Regions from separate parts of the Homo sapiens genome. Here region 2 is linked to region 1. Evidence: chromatin loops called from intact Hi-C (ENCODE). Cell type or tissue: ovary. All regions are shown on one strand. Each heading gives the region's core, and the rest is flanking DNA. Links, peaks and the distances in the headings are about the cores only. Region 1 overlaps SLC44A3 (solute carrier family 44 member 3). Region 2 overlaps ALG14 (ALG14 UDP-N-acetylglucosaminyltransferase subunit).

Region 1 (11,796 bases), core at 5,696-8,195:
CCAAGCATAAAGAAACATGGCTTGTTGAACCATGGTTCATGCTTAGGAAAACATTGGTGTAAAGCATGTTTGTGTTTGAAACTTTAGGAGCTGCCCAGGTTATGGAAGGCGGCCAAGTGGAATATAAGCCCCTTTCGGGCATTCGGTACATGTGGTCGTACCATTTAATTGGCCTCATCTGGACTAGTGAATTCATCCTTGCGTGCCAGCAAATGACTATAGCTGGGGCAGTGGTTACTTGTTATTTCAACAGGTAGGTCCAGTGTTTTTTTTCTATTGGTTTGTCTATGTGGTTTATCTATGTGCTTCATGTTAATATCTCAAAAGATATTTGGGAATGTTGACCTAGCCCCTTAAAAGAAGTTGGCAAGAATAAAAGAGTAAGCTAAAATTTGGGCTGTATTCTCATTTGGTGGTGAGAAGAAATATTACACCCTAAATCTGTCACATTTCCAACCTTTTTACTTTAAGCTAGAAAATTTAGAAAGAAGACAAACAGAAAAGAGATCATATTGCTTAGACTTGAAAGATAAAAAGGGGCTGCTCTGCCTATGGAGTAGCCTTTTTTTTTTTTTTTTTTTTTTGAGATGGAGTCTTGCTCTGTCATCCAGGCTGGAGTGCAGTGGCGCGATCTTGGCTCACTGCAAGCTCCGCCTCCTGGGTTCGAGCGATTCTTCTGCCTCAGCCTCCCAAGTAGCTGGGACTAAAGGCATGCGCCATCACACTCGGCTGATTTTTGTATTTTTAGTAGAGACAGGGTTTCACCATGTTGGCCAGGATGGTCTTGATCTCTTGACCTCGTGATATGCCTGCCTCGGCCTCCCAAAGTGCTGGGATTACAGGTGTGAGCCACCGCACCTGGCTGCCATTCTTTTAATATTAAAAAAAGGAAGGGTGGAACTCCCCTATGAATATCCATCCTAATTGACTTCAGACAAAAAAATTACTGGTCTATTTTGAATATACTTCAGTAAATTCTGTGAGCCTCAGTTTGTCCTCTGCAAAATCAGATAACATTTGCTTGGGGAAAAAAATTAATCCTAAAGGAATTGTATGTAATTACAAAATATAATTTATATTATAGTTAAGAACCAGTGAATTAGTTACACACTTCTCTGCTTATATCCCTATCACATCATGAAAGCAATTGAGGACACACACAAACACACACACCCCTGAACGCTTTACCTCTTCTGTGTGTGTGACTCACCCCAGGGCAGTGAGAGCCCTCAGGACAGAGGAACCCAGCCAGGGCAATGGCAGGACTGGGCTCAGAAAGAGAAGTTTACTCTTCATAGGGCTGATCCTCCTCCAGCCTCTCAGACCAAATGAGAGAGAAACATGAGCTTCATTGGGAGAGACTATCTGCCAGGGGTGATTCCTGCCATTGAGCAGTTTCCTCCTGATGATAAGGAGCACTGTCGGGTGTTTGTTTGTTTGTTTGTTTGTTTGTTTGTTTATTGAGACGGAGTCTTGCTCTGTCGCCCAGGCTGGAGTGTAGCGGCACGATCTTGGCTCACTGCAACCTCTGCTTCCTGGGTTCAAGTGATTCTCCTGCCTCAGTCTCCCGAGTAGCTGGGACTACAGGCGCCCACCACCACGCCTGGCTAATTTTTGTATTTTTAGCAGAGCTGGGGTTTCACCATGTTGGCCAGGATGGTCTCGATCTCTTGACCTTGTGATCCACCCGCCTAGTCCTCCCAAAGTGCTGGGAATTACAGGATGAGCCACGACACCCGGCCACCACTGTGGGTTTTTAATGTAGTGGTGCAGTTCCGGAGCCTCCATCATTAGAGACTCCAGAGGACTCACAGAGGGGCTGTTGCCCTTGGCATTGAGAACCTCCAAGCAGCCGGGGGTGGGTTGTGTGTATTGCTTCCTCCCAGGTAGGGGAGCAAAGAGAGTATTCTAACCAAATTTGCCAGCAGGTAATATTTGCCTGACAGTAATTTTGTGTTATCTTAGAATAACAAAATCAAAGCATTTTCAATGAGGACTTCTAATTTGGACTTCCAGTGAAGCATATGCATTTATCTCCTAATCTCTTCCCTTTCTCCAGCCACTCAAAAAATCATGAAAGATTGAAACAGGCACAAACACACCAGGACAGTAAGAAACAGAGAGGCAATGACAGCAGATAAGAAACACCAACCAAATGGTGAGAGCCAAAGAGAGGGAGGTGGAGCAGTGCCCTAAGCCCGCTGGAGAAAGCAGAAGCAGCCTGTCCGTGTGTGTTGGCTGCATGAGGAGGACAAATAAGATGCAGCCTGAAGTGAGCCACAGAATCCCAGAGAGGCTCAGGAATTCAAGTATAAAAAGTATTTCCAAAGATTAGCTGAAAGCCTTCCTCAGGAGTAGTTAGACCCCCAAATTCCACACCAGCTGAAGACAGGAAAATTTGTTCTCCAGAGAGGGAAAGCAGAGAGGGCCTGGACTTGGGGTATCAGGTACAGCTGAGGCTGGGGGCAAGTCTCTGTACTGAAAGCAGGGGGAGTAAGTGAAAGCCTAAACACTGAAATGAGGTCCCCCACATACACCAGCACCCCACATTCCACAGTTCAGCTCCCAGAATGTTGGCAGCTCATTTGATATTCCCTAGGAAGAGGTTAGAGGATGCTTTTGTGGAGAAACTGCCTAACCCAAAGTAAAGACCTACAGATAGTGCCATATGGGGTCCCCCAATGAAATGGATTCCCTGACTCCTAGCAAAACAGTGAAGCTCATCAGACAACAAGCAACATGCCTCACACAGAGCTTCCAGGTCATTCTGGAGAGCCTCACTCTTCAATTTGAACTGTTTACCAGTGATTATTAAACATGATGAATGCCTCTAAGTGAAAGAAGAGATCAAAATGAACAAATAAAATGAGCTTAGGGAAAACGGAGACAATGCAGGCTGCAAAAGGAAACAACAAAGCAAACTATAATATTATCAGAGAGAACAAAGATGTATTGCTAGGATCCCCTCCCACCAACAAAAGAAGGGCATAGTGAGAAAACAAGACTCTTGAGTAATTAAAAGTATGATTACAAAAGTGAACATTTTCTATTGAAGGATTAAAATATAAAGTGGAAGCACTCTTTCAGAAGGTAGAATAAAAAGACAAAGAGACACAAAATAAGAGAGAAAGGATTAAAAGAGGATAAATTTGGGAGACCCACTATCTGATTAATATGAGCCCAGAAATACAGAACAAAGAAAAGAAGAAAGAGAGGAAATTAACAAAGAAAATTTGCCAGGGCTGGAGGACACAAGTAAAAAGAAGATTCCAGAAGCTTCCCGAGGGAAAAAAGATCACAGGCAAAGGATCAAGGACCCAGAATAGGATCTGACTTTCACCAGCAACTCTGAACCAGAAAAACAGTGAAGGAAGGCTGTAGAAGTCTAGTGAAAGATTATTTCCAACCTAGAATTGTATAGCCAGTCTATACCTAGTATAGAGTTGTATACCTATTCTTACTACCAGTCAAGGGTAAAGAAGAACAAAGTCATGCACAGGCAGTCCCAAGATTTCCCTGCCCTCATCCTTTCTAGCAGGGATGTTCCCCACTGAAACTCATGTGTAAGCCAGAGAGGAAAACATGAGTTTCAGAAAACAGGCTTGAGCAGAGCAGAGCAAGGAATTCCCAGGAGGGTAGCTGCGCAGCAGGCGTGGAAAGCGTCCAGTCCAAGGTAGACAATGGGCTCCAGGAGAGATGTCACCATGAAAAGAAAATGGAACTGAGGGAATACCAGGTGTGTTCGAACACGTTAAGAAAAGCATTACACGTTGGTGAAGCGTTCGGTGAGGCCCATGGAAATCCAAGCTAATAAAAAAATGTGAAACAATTAACTTCAGAAAAAAAAAGTTGTACAGGAAGGGAATCTAATTGGAATATGCTACTTAGATCAGTTGTGAATATTATTTACAGCACATATTATTTATGTATGAATAACAAACACTAAGCATTAACTAAAAGCTTTGATGTAATTACATTGGAAGAATGGGAACATGAGTGTGAGGAGATTGGGGGAGTTAGGCTATGTAAGAAAATAAAACCAGAATCTTTCATAGTAGAAAAGTCAGTAGACAATATCTGAAGCCAAAAAACCAAGAAATAGCAGTAAGAACATGTAATTTTGAGGTGTGGAAGTGAGTTCTCTAATAACAACTAAAATATTATCTCAGGGAGAGAGAATTATGAATGGGGGAAGAAAACTGCTGTTTTTCCTATTAAGCCTAGCAGTGATTTTTGGCTTTGTAAGACACTTTACATATTACTTTGATTAAAAAAAATTAATTTATAATATAACACACAATGATTTATTTTTAGCACAACTATTGCATTTATTAAAGAGCTCTGCTTCCTTTTTGATTTTCTGCCTAATTTTGAAACCTCAAGATTTTTCCTAATCTTCAAAGTTCACAATTCTTCGTATCCTTTTCTGGCCTGCACTCAGGGTGAGGATTAAATATAGCCAGGGTGCATTCATCTTTGTCATTCATTTATGCACTACGAGGGCTGAAGAGTTCATACAAATACCATCAGGTACCAGGATATGGGCAATCTGTAGAATTTACTTTTTACAACCATTTGCTTGAAGAAGGATCAACTGAGAGCCATAAAGGTGGTGTTAGGGATGTGATAGGAAGGAGCTAGAACCCTTCAGGGTGGTGGAGGGACACTTGAGGTGTGACTTCATCATCATTTTCAAATATACAAAAGAGGGTTTCCAGCTGCTCTATATCTACAGATGGAGAAGAGGAAATGGATTCATAGCAGAGCCTAAGGAATTTAGGTAGAGATAGATGAATTTCCTAACCTAGCAAGAGTTACCCAGGCCAGCTAAAGAATCCTCTTCTTTCTAATAAAGACGATTTTCATTTTCTGTAGAATAGGAAAGAAACATACAACCTTCTCAGCCCTCCAAACCCCATCTTGCAGTGATTTTGTTGTAAGAAATACTGGAAGAGACATGGTCTCTACAGGGACCACACAGTCCTTTGCTGGGACCAGCTTTACGTTGGAGGCCATTTGTCCCATGCAGCCCACACCTAGTCCAGGAGCCTCAGCACAAAATTAATTCTCCATAATGTCAGAAGAGTTTTTAGTGAGCACGAGGCTGGATCTAACTAGAGCCAAAGCTTGTCTCTAGGACCATGATGCGGCTTGCCTGGCTGTATGCACTCTGTTGTCTGATGGGAGTAGAAATTACAAAACAGTACTTTGTACCATGACCCAAAGGTGTTAGAGGACTTGGATGGATGGGACCATTAAACCCTTTGCCCCACAGCTTGGATTGATGTGGTATTTTGGGCAACTGGCTTCGTTGTTCTGGGAGCCAGGCACCATTAGCACTCAAAGCAGCCACACATCCAAAGGAAGGGGGAAGCTGGGCTTCATGGGGCATATGCTAGAGTCGCCTTACCCTCTAACACTGCCCGTGTCTTCCTTATTGCCACTACCCACAGAATTGGGGTGGATGTGGTCCAGTGGGAAGATCTAGAGAGAGATGAGGAAGGCTGACTGGGGGCCCAGTCCTCCCCAGCCTCCTAATACACTCATCGCTGGGTTGCCCCATATGCTCAACACTGGAATGTTGTCCCCCAGGTCAATTCTTAAAATATGAATAAGTCCAGAGGTAAGTATTATATTTAGCATCACTGGGTGTGTCAGATCCTCTTCCTGAAGGCAGGTTTGGCTGGTTGTGAGGGAGACAGAGCTGGAGGCACTAGCCCCACACACAGCAGGGGAGAGGTGGTAGGATGACGTTACCTTTGAACATGGAAATGAGTCTGAGACTAGGTGGGGGCCTCAGAGACACACCACTTCATTAGCCTTTTTTTTCTGTAGGGCTGTTTCTAGTTTTGAGGGCAGGTATTGAGTGACTCCTGGCTCCAAGAGCTGGCTTGGGTTGAAAGGGCCCTCTTTTTAAGTTCCGTCTCCCATCACGTGATAACCCAGCTTCTGGAACCTCTGCATCTTCTTCCAGCCAAGCCAGGCAGAGCCTCCAGCCATAACCAGGATGTGTTACAGACTAGGGAAGCTGAGGCAGTGCAGGTACTCCTCTGCCTGAAGTGGTTAACCCCATCACAGTGAAACCTCAGAAAGCTGATGCCTAACCCCAAACTCTAATACCTGGAGGGCTAACCCCAAGGCCCTCATTCACAGAGGCCTATGAATCATGTGTTTCCCTACCAGATGGAAAGCAGGTGTTGTCCTCTTCTCCCTGCCTCCCCTCTTGAGCACCATAATAAGTTCTAAGGCACACAAATCTCCTCAATGGAAAAGTAAACGTTCTTCCTTAAAAAAAAAGAAAAATGAGGGAAGGGAAAAAAAAGTGTGTCAGATTTTCCTGGCCTACACTACTCTTCTAGTTTATCAGATCTAAATGAATTCCTATTAGCAATAGCTTCCGTGGTTTTTCCTACTTTAAATAACACTGTGTTGAAACACACATCCTTTTTTTTTGTGGGACAACTGGGTTGCAGTTTTTCAGCTCCCAATATTACTTTCATGTTCTCTTTTTCTTCCTGGCTGATTTGAGTAACAGCAAAATGCAGCCATTGCCAACTCTTGAAACATTTCTGGCTGCCTTCCTTTTCCTCTCTCAAAACCTAGGCTGCTGTCAAAACCTTAATTCATAGTGACTTATTAGCAACCAGAGCAAGTTGTAGAATAATCCATTATAAAGAAACCAAGCTTCACTTGGAATCTGTGAAGTTGCTTCTCAGAAAGACCTTATTTTCTAGAACTGGCTTCAGCGGGAATTCAAAGGGTCACCCGTGGGGTGGCATCAGCCCCCACTCCTTTGTTTTATCTTTCAGGGTTAGGGGAGAGTGATGGCTGTGCCCATTCTGTTCTTTCTCACTTTTTTTTCCCTGCCTGTGAAACTGACTTGTACACATTCTTGGGAGCTGCGTCATGACAAGTCCCGTAAATGATTCACACTGAAGTGACCTTTAAAGAGCAGAGTAGAAACCAGCAGGATTTGGGGAGCCTAGAGCTGTGTAGGAGCCAAGCACCCAGGGCTTTCTGTCCCTTTCCTGTAAGTGGGAGCTCACTATTACCTCTCTGGCCACTGATCCTGGTCATGTGATTTGGTGATGATTTTTAATCACCAGGTGAATGCTGGCAATATTTATGTATACTCCTGTGTAAGTTAAACCTTGGAGATTGTGCCGCAATTAAAATTCTGAAAGTGAAAATGAGATGAATAGGCACCCTAAAGGGTTGGTGGATGGGCTCTGCATTATGAAGAGGGAAACTTTTTTAACTCATCAATTTTTTTAAATTTTTTCTGTTTTATTTGTAGCATTAAGTGGCACCAAAACGAATTAAATTAATACAAGAAACAATTTAACCGAAGCTACCAAGGAGTATAAAAAGTTCGCCAAATGCTTATTATGTCACAACTTTCTAAGTTGTTAGTACCACAGATGATTGGAACCAGAGAGCTTTTGCTGCTTTATAAAAAGTGTTTTTAAAATGCTATCCTTTTCCCTATTTCCAGAAGTAAAAATGATCCTCCTGATCATCCCATCCTTTCGTCTCTCTCCATTCTCTTCTTCTACCATCAAGGAACCGTTGTGAAAGGGTCATTTTTAATCTCTGTGGTGAGGATTCCGAGAATCATTGTCATGTACATGCAAAACGCACTGAAAGAACAGGTAAGGCTACCTCCTGATACACAGCACGTTCTGTGTTTGGGTTGCCAGAAACTTAATTACTGGAAAACTACAGCAGGTCCCAGGACAGAAATGTGACCTGTGACAGCGGGCCGTGCAGAAAGCTCCTGCACTCCTCAGCTCCCATCCCCCGCCTCTCCCAGCAAAACTTTTATTTTCCCAGAGTCTGTGTTTTGTTTATGGTTTTGTTTATTGGGTTTTCTCCAACTCGGTGGAGATGGCGTGGGGAGGGAGTAGTTCTGAGTTAGCTGATTTTCCTTCTTATGTAAATGCCAAACAGACGGGATGAACTCTTAAGGTGAAATTTAAACAAGTTTTTTTGTGAACATTTATCATGCCTTTTTAAGTAAAAAAATATACCATAAGATAGGAATAATATTTGTTCATTTCTGTTTTGATGCTAAAATATTGCCTGCCTTTTGTGTTTCCTAGAGACAGTCATGGGAAATTCCTGGTGTGTGTGAGGAAGAACGAGGGAGAAAAGGAGAGGGTTTGAATGAGAGTGTGTATGTGTGTGTACATGCGTGTGTACACATGCGCTTGAGAGTGAGAAATGGGCAAGCTGACCTACATCTCAGCTCAAAGGACAGAGAACTGTAGGGCTTTTGTGCCTGGGGGATTTCTCCTCCTAGTTTTTATTTCCATGCACATTTGGTTATGAATGCCAGTGGAAACCAGAACACCAGGAAAACAGCTGTTCTCATGGTATTTCTGGCCTGCCAAACAAGAGAAGATTGGACTTTTCCCAAGTCTTCTGTTCTCACACAATGTTAATCTCTTCCCCCGTCACCACCTTAGAGTTGGTGACTTGGTCAGTTTCACAAACTTACCTGATTCCAACCTTTTGAGTATAGCTATGTGTCCTTAGTAAATTCAGGACATTTTACCAATAGGTTTACATTGTATTTTGGAATTGTTTTCATTTACTTTTTAAAAAGATATCTGAATTGTTGATATTTTAAAATCTATAACCAAGATTTAAAGTTAGTTTATCAATTAGAAGCAATTGATTGGATAACACATAAAATTATCTGGCTTCCTTATCTGGAAATGCATGCTAAGCAGTTGCCCCTGATTGTAGAATATTTTCTTGTATTTCTATTAATATTTTGCTTGGCCACATTTTGATGACTTGAAGAGGCATTTCCATATCCAGGGCAAAACTAGCTACTTTTGGCTCCTGCATTTTGAAATCAATCCTTCAGTCTTAGGAAACTTGCAGGATTTCTTGAAGAACAGGACAGCGTTTTATTTTAAATCTATTTGTGATATGTGTGTGTGCGCATTGGTAATAGATAATCATAAATTAATGAGCAGCCGGGAGCTTGCTCTCCCTCCTAAAGCTAGGCATTTTAAACTCTCTGGGGAAACGGCCTTTCATAAATCTAAAAGAGAAGGCCCAAGGACCTCAGTGGAAGGCCCAAGGTCTCTCTGACTGAGGTCTAAAAGGTTATTTATCACTTCCCAGATCCCACAAGGACCAAGGGCCAAAATTGCTTTTAGTGATGTCACTATTGGGAAAATGTGTCCTTTCTTAGGTTAAAAAAAAATTTCTTCCTCAGCAGCCTTACTGCCCCACACTGTGTCTACAATTTAAATGTCTCACACAGCCACTGTGTGATTTTCCCTAGTTAAATAGGCTCATTCACCAACACAGCCAGGCTGAAAAGTGTCCAGATCAAGTTTCATCCAATTGAATTCACATTGGGATGAGAAAATGTCCATATAAGGCTGAGTTATTCCTGGGGTCCTCATCCTAGGCTATTTCAGGATTGTTTTCAGGGATGTGTTCACTCTGGAGAGTGGGTAGGATGCCTCCGAGCACCCTTCCCCCAAGAGGTTCATTAAAGTATTCATTCTTAAGCTATGCACAAGTTCAAGTTATATTTCAAAGGAGTAATTTATCCCTCGAAATTTAGTCCTGAAAAAAATCTCACTACAGGATTTATTTCCTCCAGAGTTAAACTTGATTCTTTATTTATGTGGGCACATAACTAGTACCTACAGTGTATTATTTGTTTTTTTTGTTTCTGGGATGTGGATTTTTCGTGAATATAAACTTTGGTTTGAAAAAGCAAAGTGTACCATTTCAGACACTTAAGGGCAGATGAAGGGGGAAGAGAGGTTTTTTTTTTTACTGGAACCAGAAGGCCTGCTTTTGTTTTGCTGTTCAGTATGGACTAACCTCCCTAATAGCACCCCTAACACGTAAGTCCACAAGACAGAAATGTTGCTCCTCAGTAATACTAGAACCATAATTAGTAGTAGTAGTATGCACACAATAGAACTTCTCCCACGCCACCAGTGTTTCCCCAGGTGCATAAGTAAAAACTGTGTTTCCTCAGAAACTGCCTGCTTTTCTTCTTTCCTGTGTTGTTTTTGACTCTGTTCCTTTGTTCTCAACCTGATCCAGCAGCATGGTGCATTGTCCAGGTACCTGTTCCGATGCTGCTACTGCTGTTTCTGGTGTCTTGACAAATACCTGCTCCATCTCAACCAGGTACGTCTCTACCTCTTGCCTCAGGAACACACAGAAGGGTCCAAAGGTGGGCTTCATCTCTTAGGTCAAGGTTTGGCAAATTCTTCTCTAAGGGGCTAAATTGTGTAAACATTTTAGGCTTTCAGACCAGTCTCTCTGTCACAACCACTCAATTCTGCCATCATGGCAGGAAAGCAGCCATAGGTAAAATGTCAATGGGATGGATGTGGCTATGTTCTAATGAACCTTAACTTATCAACACTGAAATTTGAATTTCATATGATTTTTACATGTCAAGAAATTTTCTTTTTTTGATTTTGATTTTTTCTCAACCATTGTAAAATTGTAAAAATTGTTCTTAGCTCCTGCCAGAGAAAAGTGGGCGGTGTGATGGAGCTAGCTCCTGAGCTGTAGTTTGCATACCCTACCCTAGAACCATAGGCCTTTAAAGCCATGCTTCAAATTCTAAAAGAAAGTTTTTCTCTTTTCAGAAATAAAGAGGGAAGGGAGTATTTAGAAACCCTAAGCATAATGAATATATATCAACTAAGAGCTAATTTTCAGTGTCTTCTCTAAGAACTATAATTTTCCTGAACTAGGAAAAGAATTGCCTCCCTAATTTTCATAGATTTCACCAGTCTTTCCTTTTCAAGCTGTAAATATGCCTTTAAAATTATAAAAATTATATCTTGCAATTGTTTGGATTTCAGATTTTTTTCCTTTCCTGAATTTTTCAAATTGATGGAAATTTAAATATGTTGTATTTCTCTATAGAGCATTTAGGAGATTTTAATAGTCCTTAGTCAAATTTACACAAAGCAGTATTTTTGTAAGTTAGCAAACTGTTTTATAATTTAAATGTTCACAGAAATCTCACTTAGAAAAGTATTTCTTATAATTGCCCCCTCCCAAAGAAATGTACCTTTAGAAGTAAAGGGACTAATTAGACCACCTATGTTTAATGTCTTTTAAGGGGTATTTAGAATACTTTTCATTATTCAGGGAAAAATGTAGCCTTCTTATAGTAAGGTCTATTTTTAGGCTCTTAAACTTGGAGAACATTTTAGAGTATATTTAGTTTTCATTTGGATTGCTATAAGCCAGCATGTATAAAACACAATCAAATACCATAGGACCTTTCAGAATGGGGGGGAACATATAACAAGTCAGTCCAAACCGTTTGAATACATTTGTCGTGGTGTAAGATGTTATAGCTATTGTGTATATATCCAGACGGCAACTTCATAAATATTTTGAGATGCATTGCAAAAATGTATTAACTATGATAAAATATATATGCATGAAAAATAAAGTCTAAGAAACATATAGATAGACTAGAAAGACAAAAGCAATGAATGGGACCATTGATATACAAATATGTTGGCCATATGGCCCTACAAGGCCCGAGGGTTGACCTGTTATCCCCTCTCACTGTACTACGGGAATTCAGGTACTTTCCGCATCCCTCTTTCACTCATGGTTTTCATACTGGCCCCTGGAAGCCTAGAGGCTCCTGTGGACACTGTGGGGACCACCACATTAGGAGGGCAGAGAAATGGCTGAGGTGGAGGAAGGGTGGGCCCTGGCCCCATATACCATGCCTATACTGCCTGGCCTTGCGGCCTGAGCAGCTCCACTTTATGTGGT
Region 2 (11,796 bases), core at 3,199-5,698, 160 kb after region 1:
CTGGTGAAAATTAAAGTTCATTTCCCAGTAGACCTAAGGGAGACCTAGGAGAAGAATTCCTGCGGTATAATCTGATCGGGGCAGTTGGAAAGGAGTGCAGGTAAACAGGCCAACCTCTAGGGTCTTTGTGACAAAAACAGGTGGGAGAGAATGTCAAGGATAAGATGAAACAGGGGCTTCAACATGATCCCAATGGAGGGGAGAGGTGTAGATGAGAGGAAGAAAGAGAAAGAACAGTTAAAGCATGGAAAGAGACAGAAGAGAGAGGAGGGCCACGAGCATGTATCAGGGAGGGCCATAGAAGGGCAACCACCTTCTCGAAGGCCCCTTGGGATGTGTATGGGTGACAGGTGCTCCCTAAGGAAACCCTGGGGAACCCCAGAATGACTCTAATAGCCACATCGACATCATAATTCAAGCACATATATATATTTTTGAGATCTACAATATCTAAAATCCAATGAGGCACTGGAGCTCCAAGGATCATATGTCCTGGCAGGAGGTGAGCAGAAGTAAGTGGTTTTGAATGGCAGGGAATCACTTTCCCAGCAGAGGGAGTGGCTTGGTTAAAAGCAAGTGCATCTGCCAACTGTGATCCTTCTCTTGGAGCTTCTCATTACTCCTATTTGATAGGAAGGAGAAGCTAAGTCAGAGAAGCTAACTGATTAGCTTTGAGTCACCACACCTAACTACTGACAAAGATGAGAGTAAAGCCAAAACCTCCTGATTTGTAGGATGGTATTTTTTCTTGTGTATCACAACTGAGGTAAAATGGATGCAAACCAGAAAAAAAAGTAGATTGGAAATTATAGGAAATCAAATGGGAAGCAAATATTCAGGATGAATTCTCAATGAAACCTATAAAGAAAATATGAGGTGGCCAGGCGCGGTGGTTCAGGTCTGTAATCCCAGCACTTTGGGAGGCTGAGGAGGGCAGATCACTTGAGGTCAGGAGTTTCAGACCAGCCTGGCCAACATGGTGAAACCCCGCCTCTACTGAAAATAAAAAAATTAGCTGGGTGTGGTGGCACACTCCTGTAATCCCTGCTACTCGGGAGGTTGAGGCAGGAGAATAGCTTGAACCCAGGAGGCAGATGTTGCAGTAAGCCGAGCTCATGTCAATGCACTCCAGCCTGGGTGACAGAGCAAGATTCTGTCTCAATTAGTAGAAAAAAAGACAAAAGAAAAAAGAAAAAAGGGACGGAAGGAAGGAAGGAAGGGTAAATATGGGGAATTCTTTTATGACCTTAAGAATGAAAGTTTGCCTTATATAAGCTGCACCTGGTTTCCACAGAGAGCAGGAAATTCACCCCCTACCTTCTCCCAACCTCCAGCCCCTCCCAATTCTGTTCTTTAATAGAAGTGACCAGTGGGGAATTTTTCTCTCCCTGTGTGACTTCACAGAGATGAATCATGGCTCCTTGAAAAACTGCAACAGGCAAATTGGCTTAGGAATAATTAAACAGCAACAGACCAAGTTCCCTGAATCCAGGCACTGCCTCCACTAACAAGGTTTATCTACAAAATACTGTACTGTGTAAGTAAATCTTGTGAAAAATAACATCTGGAACTTTAAGATGTAGACACAACTGATTTAAGCATGTGACACCTGTCTTTAGAGAAAAGTGATTAGCCCACAAAAGCAAACCTGTTTTCACAAACTGTCAGCCATAAACATATTTTAAAAATTGCTTGTGTCAAAGATTTGTATAAGTGGCTTAAATGTGAATTCAGGAAGACCAAGAATGCAAAATGGTATTTTGCTAACAAATGGAATTTGCTGCCCTTTGCAATTCTACAGCTGATTCCACTGCAGGATTTCACTTTTTATGGCAGAATATGGAAGTTTTGACATTGCAAACACGTGAAACTTATAAATCTGGTATTCACATTTCTTAAAAGAATTATCAGTCACAATATGTTCTTTCTGTAATTTGAAGGTCTTATCAGCAGGGACCTTCTTGCTATTTTTAAGCATGTATAATACCAGTTCAAGCTCTCTAACCTGTTTCTGATTGGATCTTTTACATTCCTCACCCAATAATGCTAACACAGCTTTTGCAGTAAGCCATAATAGTATTTGAAATTTGTAAGGTGTTTACTCATTCCACTTATCCTCATTCTTGATTGTAAGGTCCTTTTGAAGAACATTTTAATAATTATTTGCCCATGTATCTTAGGGAAAATCAGTTAACCCTTTTGACTATGTGGAAAAGGCACCACTGAAGTTGAGAAGCCGCTTGGCTTATATCTGCTGTAAAATGCTGTCCTGGTATGAGTGGAATTTCAAATTGCATGCTAACAGGTAAAGAAGCGATAACCTGGCCGGGCACAGTGGCTCACGCTTGTAATCCCAGGACTTTGGGAGGCCAAGGTGGGTGGATCACCTGATGTCGGGAGTTTGAGACCAGCCTGACCAACATGGAGAAACCCTGTCTCTACTAAAAATACAAAATTAGCCGGGCATAGTGGTGCATGCCTGTAATCCCAGCAATAAGCTTTCTACAGCTGATTTAACTTCATGTATGTTTTACACTAGAAAAAGAAATCCATGATACATGGCCGGGTGTGGTGGCTCATGCCTATAATCCTAGCATTTTTTGAGACCGAGGCGGGTGGATCACCTGAGGTCAGGAGTTCAAGACCAGCCTGGCCAACATGGTAAAACCCCATCTCTACTAAAAATACAAAAGTTAGCTGGGTGTGGTGTCATGCGTCTATAATCCCGCTACTCAGGAGGCTGAGGCAGGAGAATCGCTTGAACTCGGGAGGCGGAGGTTGCAGTGAGCCGAGATCATATCACTGCACTCCAGCCTGGGCAACAGAGTGAGACTGAGTCTCAAAAAAAAAAGATAAAAAATTATACAAGGAGAAAAATAAGTCATCAAATTGCAAAGTATCAAAGAGTAAGCGCTAACTGAAAAAGATACATCTACTCAATGACTTCTGGGCAGGGTAAACAAGGAATTAGAAAGACCATGAAGGAGAGGGCCTTTGATCTCCAGAGGCTGTTAGAAAACACTATCTGTGTTTTAATCTTTTTTTTTTCTCCCCCAAATGAAGTAAAAAATGCTAAGTGGTGGCCAGGCGCAGTGGCTCACTCCTGTAATCCCAGCACTTTGGGAGGCCGAGGCGGGCAGATCGCCTGAGGTCAGGAGTTTGAGACCAGCCTGACCAACATGGAGAAACCCTGTCTCTACTAAAGATACAAAATTAGCCAAGCATGGTTGTGCACGCCTGTAATCCCAGCTACTTGGGAGGCTGAGGCAGGAGAATTGCTTGAACCCAGGATCCAGAGGTCACGGTGAGCCAAGATCACACCATTGCACTCCAGCCTGGGCAACAAGAGCAAAACTCCGTCTCAAAAAAAAAAAACAAAACAAAAAACCCCACAAAACTCTAAGTGGTTCTACAACACCAAGAAATTAAAGTAAAGCAACTATTGATGAAAATGTTTTGGAACTCGATGCTGTAAAGGTGTGTGGTGGTTGCACAGCATAGTGAATGTACTAAAATGCCACTGAATTGTACACTGTAAAATGGCTAATTTTATGTTATGTGAATTTCACTTCAATTAAAGAAATAAAGCAAGTGTACTCTGGTTAAGGTGAATGAGAAACTTTCGCCATTTTCTTATGGTGCTTTGATAAAGAGAATATTTAACACTTTAGAAACATGTTATCAAAAAAATCCTTAGACGAATTCAGCGATTAATTCAGAGGGAGCAAAAGTTAACCAAGGAGCAGTTATGCAATGTTTTTTTCCTATTCTACTTTTTCCAGCCCACCTAAAGGCTGTAAATGGTCATCATCAGGTTTTAATAGCTTCTCTGACTTCTCCTTTCCTAATCTCTCTCCTACCCAGATTTACTCTTTCAAAATTTATTGAACTCCTACATGCCCCACGCTCTAGAATAGGTGCTAGCACTGCCAAGATGAGTAATACACCTCACCGTTCCTCAAGGAGTTCACAGTCTGTATTCAAATTTTTAAAACTTCCCATGACGCTTCCCTACTGACTCTAGTTACACAAACTCTAAAACTTTAATGATCCCACTTAACTTGGAGAGCAGCACCCTTCTGAGGCTCTCCATTACATATTCAATTATCGGTGCTGTCTGTGCCCCCTTCTTTTATTTTTTCCTCAGGTCAAAGAGCGATTTTAAAGATTCTAAACAGAAACATCACTTTCTTGATTTTCAAGTGCTATACAAATAGAGCTCCTGCTTCACATGATCCTTTAAAATAAGCACTGAAAGTCTGTGAAGCTGGGACTGGTTCTAGGAATTATTCATGCATCTAAGGTCATTTCAAAGGCTTCCCTTCTCTTCACCCCACCCTCTGTTCTCACCTCGTCACCAGCATCTCCCATTACCCTCATCTATAAGGCCAGGTCTCTGGAGCTCACTGCCTGTGACCACATCAGTCCCTTCTTCAAAAACAGTTTTGTTTACCTCATGTTTTCCTTTTTCTTATCCTCTCACAACTGAATTCCTTTTCATTCAACTTTCATTTTTGTTTTAACTGTGACCTCACAGCTATCCTTGGGAAAACACATTGGCTTTCACCTTGAAAGGAAGAGTCCCCACCAGCCTCAGATCCAAAATGAGCCTGTGATGGGCTGGAACAGTGACAACTCAAGAGTGATGCAGGCAAAGCAAAACAAGAGAGCAAAAATCACAGGCAAAGCCACGCTGGCTTCTGCAGACAGGAAAAATGTAATGTTTGCCAAGTGGAAAAAGCATCGACTTAGAAAGAAAAATCATTTTCAAGCTGCTGAGAGTCCCCCAAAATGGAGACGAATCAAAACAACTCAAAGCAATCTAACTGCTAATATGCAGCCTAATTTTGACACAGATGTTGTTCGGAACTCACTCAATGTGAAACAGAAGCTATAACATTTAAACTAAATACCTCATTTATGGATGGAAGCAGCTACAGGTTGTCACTCAGCCAATGTGTCAGTGGCACAGCTGGTAATTTCACCATGCAACTGGGAAAAGCAGTTTGTCAGTCACAAGAAACCAGATATTTGGGGGGATTTTCACATCAAACCACTTCTCGCAGTGGACTCTGACCATCATCAGACTTGCTAAATGCACGTACAGTGCAGGGCCAGTCCTTCTGTATCTTTAAGGAGGCTGCCAAATTTACAGCGCATATATGGAGAGGAAACACACAGTGGGAAGGGGTAACACTGGCATTATTTTAACACATTATAGAGGACTGGGCAACAGAGGAGCAGGAACTGAGGAAACCTAAACAAATGGCTCCCAATTATGATTTCATTAATCTTGGAAAACATGAAGCAGTAAGACAAGTGTGGTCTAATTGTTTCTCATCTGACTTGGCTTGGAAAACCTTACTCTCACTTAATTCCATTGACAGATAAACATCTTGGGACAGCTGACCTTTTCTTTGTCTAGCCAAGTTTCCTTTGAACATGTTATAAAGTTTTTTGATCACCACCAAATATAATACCAGATGAAAGTCATTATACAAAGAGAATCAAATTAACAACAGTTAAGGAGAAAAAGTTCCTGTAAGGGTTCTGGCATGTCAACAATTAACAAGAGTTAATTGCCTCTTCTTAATATTTCAAACACATGTTAATTAGTAGGCCAATAAAAATTTTATATACTATACAAACAGTGATAATCTTGGTGCCACCTAGTTTGTGGCTCACCACAGAAAACACCTAATCAAAAAAAAAATCACAGTATCCTACTTATAGATAATAACCCACCATCCATGTCATCAACTTTTTTTTTTGAGACGGAGTCTTACTCTATCCCCCAGGCTGGGGTGCAATGATCTCAGCTCACTGTAAACTCTGCCTCCTGGGATCAAGCAATTCTCCTGCCTCAGCCTCCTGAGTAGCTGGGATTACAGGCACCCACCATCATGCTTGGCTAATTTTTGTATTTTTAGTAGAGACAGGGTTTCACCATGTTGGCCAGCCTGGTCTCGAACTCCTGACTTCAAGTGATCCGCCCGCTTTGGCCTCCCAAAGTGCTGGAATTACAGGCATGAGCCTCCGCACCCAGCCATCAACTTTCTACTGCTATGAACTTAGACATTTCACAGCTCAAACTGGGTATGAAACATGGAAAAAAATGACTAAATAAAATAATGGACTTCTTTCATACAAAGCGTGAGTGAGTGTAGATGTAATAAGTACATCTAAATTTGTCATGGTGAATTAAACCAGCTTCAGGCAAAGAGGCAGAGTATTAGGTTGAAATGGTCCATTTCCTTTCAATTTGTTAATATGGAGAATCTGAAATTTATTTTTTACTTGATTAAAAATTAAATTAGGTTTCATTTTTGTATGCAGAGCTCTTTCCTTGAGTATTTCATTTGGTAATGGCCAGGGTGGAATGAAGCCAGTAATCAAACACTGCAGACTTTGGAAACCCTCCTGGTTTTTCAGACTCTTAATAAAGCCTGAGAAGAGCACCAGTGTAGGGAGTGGGTGTCTTTGTTTTTGTGATGACTCACTTAATCCAGTATTCATTCATTTATTTTTAAGTCATTCCTCAAATATGTGGAAGCTTTTCTAGAAAGGACCATGGAAAACGCAAAAATACTTGGCCTTTACCCTCAAGAACTTTATAGATCTTTTTCCCCCAACATAAGCAGTCCTCTTACTTTAATAATCAGCAATCTCACAAATTAACTTTTCTATTCTTCTCCTTGAAACAAATTCCTCTTTAGGAGTATATTTTCAAGAGAATATGAGATCAGCCTACTCATTCGATCCGGCTAATTTTTTTGTATTTTTAGTAGAGATGGGATTTCACTGTGTTAGCCAGGATGGTCTCGATCTCCTGACCTCGTGATCCGCCCACCTCAGCCTCCCAAAGTGCTGGGATTATAGGCATGAGCGACCGCGCCCGGCCTTTTAAATAGGGTCTCTATTTTCAACTGAATTAATCTGTATTTCAAGTCTACCTGTTGTTTCTTTACTCCATTTTCCCTGAAGCCAAAGTATAAGCTTCCTGAAGAGCTGTTTTATTCATCCCTTTTAGTACCTGCTGCATTAAAGATATTTTTTAAAATACTGGATAACTTTTCAATTGAGCAAGTTAGCTAATATTAGCAGAATCTAATACATGTCTAAAGAAAATTGGAGTTACATAACATCTTGGTTACTTAGGTCTCTCTGGCATGGGCAATTTCGTGGATGTTCTTAAAGTGAACATGAAGACTTGAACAACTTGGTTTGCATGACTTTTGTGGGATTTTTCTGGGTCAAGTGAATAGCGAGCCATTTTCACAGATCACCTCAGTCCACTCAGGGGTAGAGCTGTGTTTACTTTTATACCTCGAGTGCACAGTATAAATCCTATCACAGAATAGGGTCCTAGTCAAGTTTCATCATGAGATTTTAGGAATTCAGTCACATCTTCAGGCTCTACTTCTAATTCTAGCTCTGTTGCTACTTCCATCACCTCTGCAATTACTTCTTCCACTTGAGTCTTGAACCTCTCAAAGTCATGCAGGAGGGCTGGAATATACTTCTCCCAAACTCCTGTTTATGGACATCTTCCCATAAATCAAGAATGTTCTTAATGGCATCTAGAATGGTGAATCTTTTCCAGAAGGTTTTCAATTGACTTTGTCCAGATCCATCAGAGGAATCACTATCTATGGCAGCTACAGCCTTACAAATGTTTTCTTAAATAATAAAACTTGCAAGTCAAAATTATGCCTTGATTTATGGGCTGCAGAATAGATGCTGTGTTAGCAGGCATAAAGATATTAATCTCCTTGTATATCTCCATCAGAGCTCTTGGGTAATTAGGTGCATTGTCAATGAGCAGTATATTTTGTATTTTTTTAAATAAAAACATCCAGCCCAATATATCAAGAGCAGTAATATTTTGAAAGGAAGCTTTGTCTCTTGAGTAGTAGGTCTCAACAGTGGGTTTAAAATATTCAGCAAACCATCCTGTAAACAGATGTGCTGTCATCTAGGCTTTGTTGTTCCACTTACAGAGCACAGGCAGAATAGATTTAGCATAATTCTTAAGGGCCTGAGGATTTTCAGAATGGTAAATGAGCACTGGCTTCAACTTAAAGTCAACAGCTACACAGAATCAGCCTGTCCCTTGAAGCTTTGAAGCCAGCTATTGACTTCTCTTTAGCCACGAGAGTCCTGAATGACATCGTCGAATATAAGGCAGTTTTGTTTATATGGAAAACATGTTGATTAGTGTAGCCACCTTAATCAATTATCTTAACTAGATTTTCTGGATAAATTGCTGCAGCTTCTACATCAGTACCTGCTGCTTCACCTTGCACTTTTATGCTATGCAGATGGCTTCTCTCCTTAAGTCTCAACCAACCTTTGCTACCTTCAAACTTTTCTTCTGCAGCTTCCTGACCTCTCTCAGTCTTTACAGAATTAAAGAGAATTAGGACCTTGTCCTGAATTAGGTTTGGCTTAAGGGAATGTGACTGGTTTGATAGTCTATCCAGACCACTCAAACTTTCTCCATATCAGCAATGAGGCTATGTCATGTACTTATCGTGAAACCAGTGTGTTCACAGGAGTAGCACTTTTTTTTTTTGAGATGGAGTCTCGCTCTGTCGCCCAGGCTGGAGTGCAGTGGTGCGATCTCGGCTCACTGCAAGCTCTGCCTCCGGGGTTCACACCATTCTCCTGCCTCAGCCTTCCGAGTAGCTGGGACTACAGGCGCCCACCACCACGGCCGGCAAATCTTTTGTATTTTTAGTAGAGACAGGGTTTCATTGTGTTAGCCAGGATGGCCTTGATCTCCTAACCTTGTGATCCGCCTGCCTCGGCCTCCCAAAGGGCTGGGATTACAGGTGTGAGCCACCGCACCCAGCCTGGAGTAGCACTTTTAATTTCCTTCAAGAACTTTTCCTTTGCATTCACAACTTGACTAACTGCCTATTGCAAATGCCTTCCTCACTAAGCTTAATCATTTCTAGCTTGTGATTTAAAATGTGAAACATAAGAAATACTACCTTTCACTTGAACACTGAGAGGCCACTGCAGGGTTATTAATTGGCCTAATTTCAATATTGTTGTGTCTCATAGACAGGGAAGCCCAAGGAATGTGTGTGTGTGTGTGTGTGTGTGTGTGTGTGTGTGTGTGTATGTGTGTGTGAGACAGAGAGAGGACAGCAGGCTGTTGGAGCAGTCAGAACACATACATTTATTAAGTTCACTGTCTTATGTAAGCACGATTCACACTGTCCCCAAACAATTACAACAATAACATCAAAGATTACTGGTCACAGGCCAGGCGCAGTGGCTCATGCCTGTAATCCCAGCACTTTGGGAGGCCGAGGCGGGCAGATTACTTGAGGTCAGGAGTTCAAGACCAGCCTGGAAAACATGGTGAAACCCCATCTCTCTTAAAAATACAAATATTAGCAAGGCTTGGTGGCATGCACTTGTAGTCCCAGCTACTCAGGAGGCTGAGGCAGGAGAAAGAGTGCTTTGTGATAAAAGTCACAAAAATCCAAGGATGATATCTTAGTCTATTTCAGGTGCTATAATGAGATACGATAAACTGGGTGGCTTATAAAGAACTGATATTTATTTCTTACAGTTCTGGAGCCTGGGAAGTCCAAGATCAAGGCACCAGCCAGTTCAGGGTCTTGCATACTACCTGGCACACTAATAAATGGTAGCTGTTTAAGAAAACAGTATGTCCTGTTACTAACGAAAGATCTACAGGGAGTTACTTTCTCTCTCCTTAGTGATGGTCTTACTTACCAAATCTGGCTTCACCCTGTGAATTAGGGGAAAGGAGAGCCACATGGAGTGCAAGGTGGTGAAAACGGTGGAGGGCCAGGACTGCTGAACCTCCCGGCTTCTTGGAATTCGGTGAATGTAGTATTTGGTATACTAGAAGGAAACAGATGGAATCCAAATCAACTGAGTCACTGATATCAAAGTTAAACATAGTAACAATTAACAGCTGTAGAAACAGAAATGCTTTCTTTAATTTAAATTTTCATTCTAACCACTTTTAAATTAGAGTTGTAATGCCTATCTCATGCTTTATATAACACATCAGATGGGATCACATATGACAAAAAAGTTCCTATGATTCAAAAAATGTTAAAGCCAGTTTGAACAATAAGTTGGGGGAAGTTTCTATAAACTATGTTTCAGGCAAAGAATTTAACCTGCTGATATACAAAGAATTCTTACCAGTCAATATGTAAGACAAGTAACCTAGTATCAAGATGGGCAAAGACAGACAGATAACTCCAAATGGAAGAAATACAAATAATGATAAACATGTAAAAAGATGGCTAACAAGCACAACAGAAAACAAGTCATTTTCGCCTACCTGATTGGCAACGACAGTGGATAACCAGTGTTGTTGAGAGTATGGGGAAATAGACATTTACATTCACTGGGTAAATACATGGGTACAACTTTTTGGGAGGGCAATCTGGAAATATCTATCAGAACTTTAAATGTGTCTTCCTTTGATCCAGCATTTCTGCTTCTGGAAATATATCCCACAGATTACCCCACTGTATCATTGTTTGTATTTGTGGAAACTGAAATTAGACCAAATATTCTCCAGTAGGGAATGGAGAAGTGCATACAGTAAAATATATGGAGATATATTAACAAATGACATAGAACTATATGAACTCGTATGGAAGATATCCCAAGACACGTTAAGTGAATCATGCAAGTTGGAAGACAGCATGTTTAATATAATCCAGCATCAATTAACAAAATACTCACATGCATACATACACACATCAGTATTTGTTAGTTTGGTTTTTTTTTGAGACAAGGTCTCACTCTGTTGCTCAGGCTGGAGTGCATGGTGCAATCACAGCTCACTGCAGCCTTGACCTCCCTGGGCTCAGGTGATCCTCCCACCTTAGACTCCCAAGTAGCTGGAACCACAGGCACATGCCACCATACCCAGATCTTCCCACCTCAGCCTCCAGTAGCTGGGACCACAGGTGTGGGCCACCATGTCCACCTAATTTTTTTGTATAGACAGGTTCTCGCCATGTTGCCCAGTCTGGTCCTGAACTTCTGGGCTCAAGTGATCTACCCACCTTGGCCTCCCAAAGTGCTAGAATTACAGGGTTGAGTCACTATACTCGGCCATGCATTAGTATTTTCATTAAAAAAAATCTGGAACTGGGCTGGGCACAGTGGCTCACACCTGTAATGCGAGCACTCTGGGAGACCCAGGCAGGTGGATCTTCTGAGGTCAGGAGTTTGAGACCAGCCTGGCCAACATGGTGAAACCCCATTCTCTACAAAAAATACAAAAAATAGCTGTAGTCTCAGCTATTTGGGAGGCTGAGGTAGGAGAATTGCTTGAACCTTGGAGGCAGAGTTTGCAATGATCAGAGATCATGCCACTGCACTCCAGCTTGGGTGATAGAGCAAGAGTCTGCCTCAAAAAAAAGAAAAAGAAAAAAAATCTGGAGCTGGAACTACATGCCAGAAATTACAGAGAAGATGATATTACAGGATATTTTCATTTTTCAGGTCAGAATAACTTTGAATATGTTTAAAATTTGCAACAAGAAAGTGATATTTTCATAATCAAGAGAAACCAACATATTTTCCTTGAATCAAAATTCCAGATATATTGGTTACCTATTTCTGTGTAACAAATTATCTCCAAATTTACCAGCTTAAAACAATAAGTATATTCTGTTTTTCACAGTTTCTGTGGGTCAGGAACCAAGAGTGGCTTAGTGGCTTGCAGTGACTCATGAACTTGAAATCAAGTGGGTGGCTGGGGTTGTAGTCATCTGAAGGTTTGAC

The links. Hi-C counts contacts between places; a loop is a spot of excess contacts. Peaks named below come from ENCODE experiments on the same cell type or tissue, not always from the same donor. Only the 100,000 strongest peaks of a DNase experiment are listed, where the experiment ranks them.
Region 2: a loop joins it to region 1, with 3 times the contacts of the local background. A loop is called at or near these places in 10 of 110 quality-filtered maps.

Annotation. Positions count from the first base shown.
Region 1 is chr1:94,857,248-94,869,043 of GRCh38, forward strand. SLC44A3 (solute carrier family 44 member 3) reads left to right here. Exons shown (of 15, transcript NM_001114106.3): 10 at 88-253; 11 at 7,496-7,652; 12 at 10,084-10,170. Among named protein-coding and RNA genes, the nearest start is that of SLC44A3, 43 kb to the left of the region's middle. RefSeq lists an enhancer at 9,111-9,612. In ovary, for the core only: a CTCF peak has its summit at 7,038; DNase peaks (open chromatin) are centred at 6,934 and 7,799; H3K4me3 peaks cover 1,184 bases; H3K27ac peaks cover 2,500 bases.
Region 2 is chr1:95,017,376-95,029,171 of GRCh38, forward strand. ALG14 (ALG14 UDP-N-acetylglucosaminyltransferase subunit) reads right to left here. Exons shown (of 4, transcript NM_144988.4): 3 at 9,754-9,885. Among named protein-coding and RNA genes, the nearest start is that of ALG14-AS1, 38 kb to the right of the region's middle. In ovary, for the core only: no CTCF peak of the experiment used is centred there; a DNase peak (open chromatin) is centred at 4,666; H3K4me3 peaks cover 518 bases; H3K27ac peaks cover 2,178 bases.